Regions from separate parts of the Homo sapiens genome. Here region 1 is linked to region 2. A link is a loop called in an ENCODE intact Hi-C map of the cell type or tissue named here. Cell type or tissue: heart right ventricle. All regions are shown on one strand.

Region 1 (2,500 bases), 110 kb before region 2:
AAAAAAAAGTCCCTTTGTTCTAGGAAAACCACCATTTGGACAAATGAAACCTGGCAGCCATATTTTGTCCCAAGGCATCCTTTGAAGGCAGCTGGTCACCCTTGGACTAAAAGCTGTGAGGTGACATTGCCTCACTTCCTGCCTTCCCATTGTCTGTCCCCAGTCCTCAGTCCCCAGTTCTTTTAATACACAGGTATATCTTTTAGCAGTCTCTCTCTCTCTCTCCCACTCTCGGCTGGCTGGGCTGCTTCTTGGGGAGGAATGTTACTTTTCTCCATATGGATTTGGACTGCCTTGTGCCTATAAATTATGGCAAGTTCTTGGGGAGCTGTGAAGGTTTTTGTTGGAATAGTTATTTGCTAGAGGGCTGAAGAGGAAACCCCAAGGGGTGCAGGAAGGACTTGGAGGCATAGGTTTCAACTCCAGCTGGGGGAGGCCGTGTAAAGTAGCTGGACAGGCCCAGAGACTTCCCACTGTGGTGCTACTTAAGAATGAAAAGCCCAAACTGAATGGAGCTATTACATGCAGGGGCCATGAGACAAGCCCACATGGCCAGTTGTCCCTGGTGGGAGAGAACATAGGACTTGAGCAGGGGTCTTGAGGCCATTCCTATGTTCCCAGGGCTGAGGATGTGGGCCAGGCTTCAGACTCTTGGCTACAGTGCACTGGTCTCATGGACCCAAGGGCTGGCCTGTCCCCACTGGCCCCTCACTTCCCTTCCATTATCTCCAACAGTTTAGTGATTCTCATTTAAAGTCACAGCCTAGAGCCCCATCCAGTTCTACCCACCAAGACATGGCTTTGAAAGGCTTTGGCTGGAAAGGCGGTGAAGGTAGCCATGGTGGTGCGGCTGGTGGCAGGAAAGATGGAGGACCCTCCTTCACAGCCCTCATCACCACTGGGGCCACCTATTGGCAATCATGTTCCAATCCAAGACACAAGGGGAGCTGCACCCCTTCTCCTGGTCTCCCAGCCATGATAAGGGTCCTTCTCCCATGGACTAACAGTGACCAGGACACATCAGCCCCGGGCAGGTTAGATGACAGCAGGGCCCCAGCCTGACAGCAGGCATTGATGACATCGCCTGGCTCCCCGCCCTTCCCGCTGTCTGTCTCCAGTCCATGGTCCCTTTTTCTCCCCTGGTCCTTGGTGAAGGAGAAGGGGCATTTCAGCAGTCTCAGGGACAGCCTGAACTCTACTGTCTGGTCCTGTATGTGCCAGGACTTGGCAGGGTGGCGTGAGAATGTTCAGGAAGAGGTGCTCAAAGAAGGTCACTGCAGGGAGAGGACAGTGGGCCTTGGCCAAGACCTTTGACCTTCTGCCTGGTGGGCGGCACAAGGAAACTCTAACCCAGGGGCCTTTGCTGGCCAAAGGGCCTTTACAAGGGAGCCCCTGGCAAGGAAAGATGAGCCCTTTGTCCACTTGAGGGCTGCAAGGGAACCCTCCAGGAGAGCCGCACAGCTTCATAGTGACCACCAGGGGGACCCTGGGAGAGCTGCCTCTGGAAGAGAGCCTGCAGTGACCCCTGGCCTGACCTGTGGCCCTAGAGCAGGTGACAGAACCTATGATCAAGTAGCAGGCAGTGAGCTCCCTATCACAGCAGGTATGCGATGGAGGCTGGAAGGGTTGTCTTCCAACAGGGGAATTTCTTCATCATGTAAAAAGTTGTCATGGGTCCTCCCAGCTCCAAGATCCTGTTGACACAGCCCAAGCAAATCAGCACTGTGTCCCCATTAGCTGACCGCACACGTCGCACTCCACCACCAGCCATCCAGGGGACAGTGAAGGCTAAAACCAACCGAGACTTTTAGGGACAAATACAAGTTTCATTCATAGTCTCAATCTAGCCAAATGTATAATAGCTGTTGGCAAGTCCTTGTAGATAATTAAAGAAACAGCTCACATTTTCCTAAAATAACTGAAGAATTATAGAAATACAATCATTAATTCCTGGGCAAAGGAGTCCAGGGGTTATGATATGTCAATACATCATAAACCAAAGAGTGGCCTCTCTGAAGACAGGGACAGCATCTCCCCGCTGGGACAGAGGCTTCCCCAGCAGAGTCTCTGTTCCCTGCCCCATGCCACTCACCATCTTAGGCCAGGAAACTCTCCCGGGGCACTTGAGAGAGCTGATGTGCCCACCTCTCAGGAGCCCGGTTGCTGACTGGGGTTTTGAGATGGGTTATGGGGTAGAAACACTGCATCCCTGCAGCAGCACAGGCTAAAGGCAGTCGATGGCAGCCCCAGGGTCCCAACAGCATCTGGTCCCCCCTCAGCAAGCTCTACCCATGGCAGGACTCTATGGCCACAATAGAACTCTATCCCACCCTGAGTGCTGGCACCTGGCGCTACTGCTAGCATTTCTCTGCTCAGCATTTTCAAGGGCCAGATGCTCCTGTTACACAGGCACCCTCTCCCCAGGGAGTACTGGCCTCCAGCCTCCACCTACTTTCCAGAGCAAGCGAGCCTCCCTGACCACATGGAGTCCCCAAAGCCA
Region 2 (2,500 bases):
TGTCTGTCTGCCCACCCTGGCAGGACAATCAGGCCTAGGAGGTCTGGAGGAGCTCGCCGAGCTGGGCGGAGGAGGCAGGCCAGTCCCATGCTGGAGGGGACCCCACGGCCCCTTCTACAGGGCAGGAGAGTCCTCAGCTGAAGGGCTTCACCAGCTTCATGGCAGCATAGTTCTGGAGGGAGGGAGGAGACAGGGACCCATGGTGATCCCACTGGGGCAGGCACAGCCAGAGCAGCTGTCCCAGACCTGGGGCTCAGAGGATGGGGCTAAGCTGCCAACAGGCAAGAGGCTGGGAGAGGACGCTCGTGGCTCTTCAACCACCTGCCCACGCCTCGCCCTCACCACTTGCCATCCATACCATGTGGGGCTCAACACTCCGCCCTGCCTAGTGCTCCAGCCCATCAGGCAAACCCATACCCTCCGAAACTCCACCCGCACCCTCCCACCTGGGGGCCAAAGCTGCCCAAATTGCTCTGTCTTCTCCCCCATCAAGCCAGGCCCATTTCCAGGTTCCAGCTGACTGCCCAGAGGACTCTGAGCACCCTGGACCTGGCCTCTTCCATCAGACAGGTGCTGAAGGTGGGGCCCAGGGTCCTCCCCCACATGGCAGCCCAGGGCTTACGGGTCATCACACCCCTGTCCAGAAAGCAGAGAGAGAGTTGGGGATGGGCTGTCGTGGATGACCCACGGCACAGCCCAGCACTAGAGACAGGGCACCCTTGATTGAGCCCTGCCTGCTGCAGGATTGACAGTATCCTCCCCTCCCCACTTCTCCCCCCAAAAACCATGAAAACACATACAACACAATACAGGGCTCCTAATTGGGACAGTATGTTCCCCAGCGCCGGCTGGGGAAAGCCAACTCTGGAAACAGAGCCGGCCCTCCTTCCCCGCCAAACGCCTCCTGCCTCCCCACGCTGGCCCTGCTCCCGGCTGGCTCTGAGGGGGAAGCTGAGAGGAATCAGACAGGCTGCCCCCTCATACCCCTCCCAAGGGAATTTCCAAGAGGGTAGGGGATTAGGCCAACTGGAGGAAGCTGCCCTGTCCTTGGGCCCCTCTCCACTAGGCCCTGGCTTGGGGCAGGCAGCCTCTGTCCCATGGCCTGAAAGCCAGGTGAGGGTCACCAGGGCCCGGCCCTCATCATCTGGTACTGGCCAAATGAATGAGTGACTTGGGTGGAAGGAGGCAGGATGTGCTCAGCTTGTAGCAAAGACCTGTGAGCAAAGCCAGTCTGCAGCCTCAGGCCCAGGCCACCCCCTTCATCCCTAGACCCCTTACCTAGGATCTGACATCCCCACACCAGCCCTGGGAGAGGGGAAGCAGGGTCCATATTTTAAAGAGGACAACTTCCAGAAGAACTCAAAGGAGAGTGGCCCGCTGCTGGGGGGACAGGAGACAGGGAGGAGCTCTGACCAGGCCCCCCACAGTACCACTCTGCTTCTGCCCACAGCGATGAGGAAGGACCACAGGCTGGAAGTGACTGGAAATCTTTCCTTCCTCTCCCAGCCAGGCAGCAGGGCCTCCTTCCCCAGGCCCCTGGAGGCCTAGATCTGCTGCCCAGTAGCCTAGCAGTGCAGGGTGCAGCTGGCAGGGGCTGGGCTTAGGCATGTCATGGGTGGTGGTGATGCCACTTTGGACCTGCCTTTCCCCTCCCCTTGGCTTTTCAGAAGGAGGCTTGGCTTAATATACAGCAGCCAGGGAAGATGACAGTGCTCCCCTAAGCACAGTCCCAGCCACAGAAGGCCAGAGCTAACCTAGTGCAGCCCCTTCCTCATGTGAGCAGGAGGGATTTGCCAAGGTCACAGGAAGAGTCCATAATCCTGACTCCAGCGACAGAGCTCTGTCACATCCAACAGGGTTTCTCCAACCATCATGTGCCTACATGCAGATTCCCCCTCAGCAGGCCGGGGCCGGCCGGGGACTCTGAGTTTCTAGTGAGTTCCCTGGTGCTACTGCTGCTAGTCCTCCGACTACACCAAGGGCGAGGGTCTGCAGCAGCTCTTCTCTTCCTAAACTCCCACGGCCTGAGCCTCCCAAAAGAGCATTTGATCATCCACAGTACTTTTCCTTACTCTCTGGTTTCAATGTCTCCCCAGGGAAGTGAGCACTCCCCAGTGGCATGAGGCCTCATCCTCTTCTCCCTCATCCCCAAAACACGCCCTTACCTCCCAGACGCACACACGTGCTTAGAGTCTCTGTGGCTAACTGAACACTGGCCAGCTGGGCTCCGAATGGGAGGAGGAGCTTGAGGCAGGCTGGGAAGGGTGCCCCCTGGGCAGGAGACACCAGGCAGAAGTCCTGGGGCCTGACCCCGGATCTCAGGTCACAGCAACAGCTCATGCTGCAGGACACCACACGTGCACACACTCTTCCACAGTCCTGTATCTCAGCTTATATTTGTAATCTCGTCTCCCTTGGCTTAAAGAGGCCTCCCACATCGTACACACCTCGAGTCCCTGCAACCTAGATCTACCCTGGACCACAGTCAGATTTTGCTGAT

Evidence for each region. A loop is a pair of places that touch in the nucleus more often than their neighbours do. Peaks named below come from ENCODE experiments on the same cell type or tissue, not always from the same donor. Only the 100,000 strongest peaks of a DNase experiment are listed, where the experiment ranks them.
Region 1: it touches region 2 in a loop (4-fold over the local background); 22 of 110 quality-filtered maps call a loop at or near these places.

Annotation. Positions count from the first base shown.
Region 1 is chr2:71,797,498-71,799,997 of GRCh38, reverse strand. No RefSeq gene overlaps it. Among named protein-coding and RNA genes, the nearest start is that of DYSF, 330 kb to the right of the region's middle. In heart right ventricle, CTCF peaks have their summits at 1,275 and 1,481 (motif pointing right); a DNase peak (open chromatin) is centred at 1,467.
Region 2 is chr2:71,684,126-71,686,625 of GRCh38, reverse strand. It overlaps DYSF (dysferlin), which reads right to left. Exons shown (of 56, transcript NM_001130987.2): 56 at 1-172. The coding sequence ends at 134. Among named protein-coding and RNA genes, the nearest start is that of DYSF, 220 kb to the right of the region's middle. In heart right ventricle, no CTCF peak of the experiment used is centred here; a DNase peak (open chromatin) is centred at 963; H3K27ac peaks cover 1,379 bases.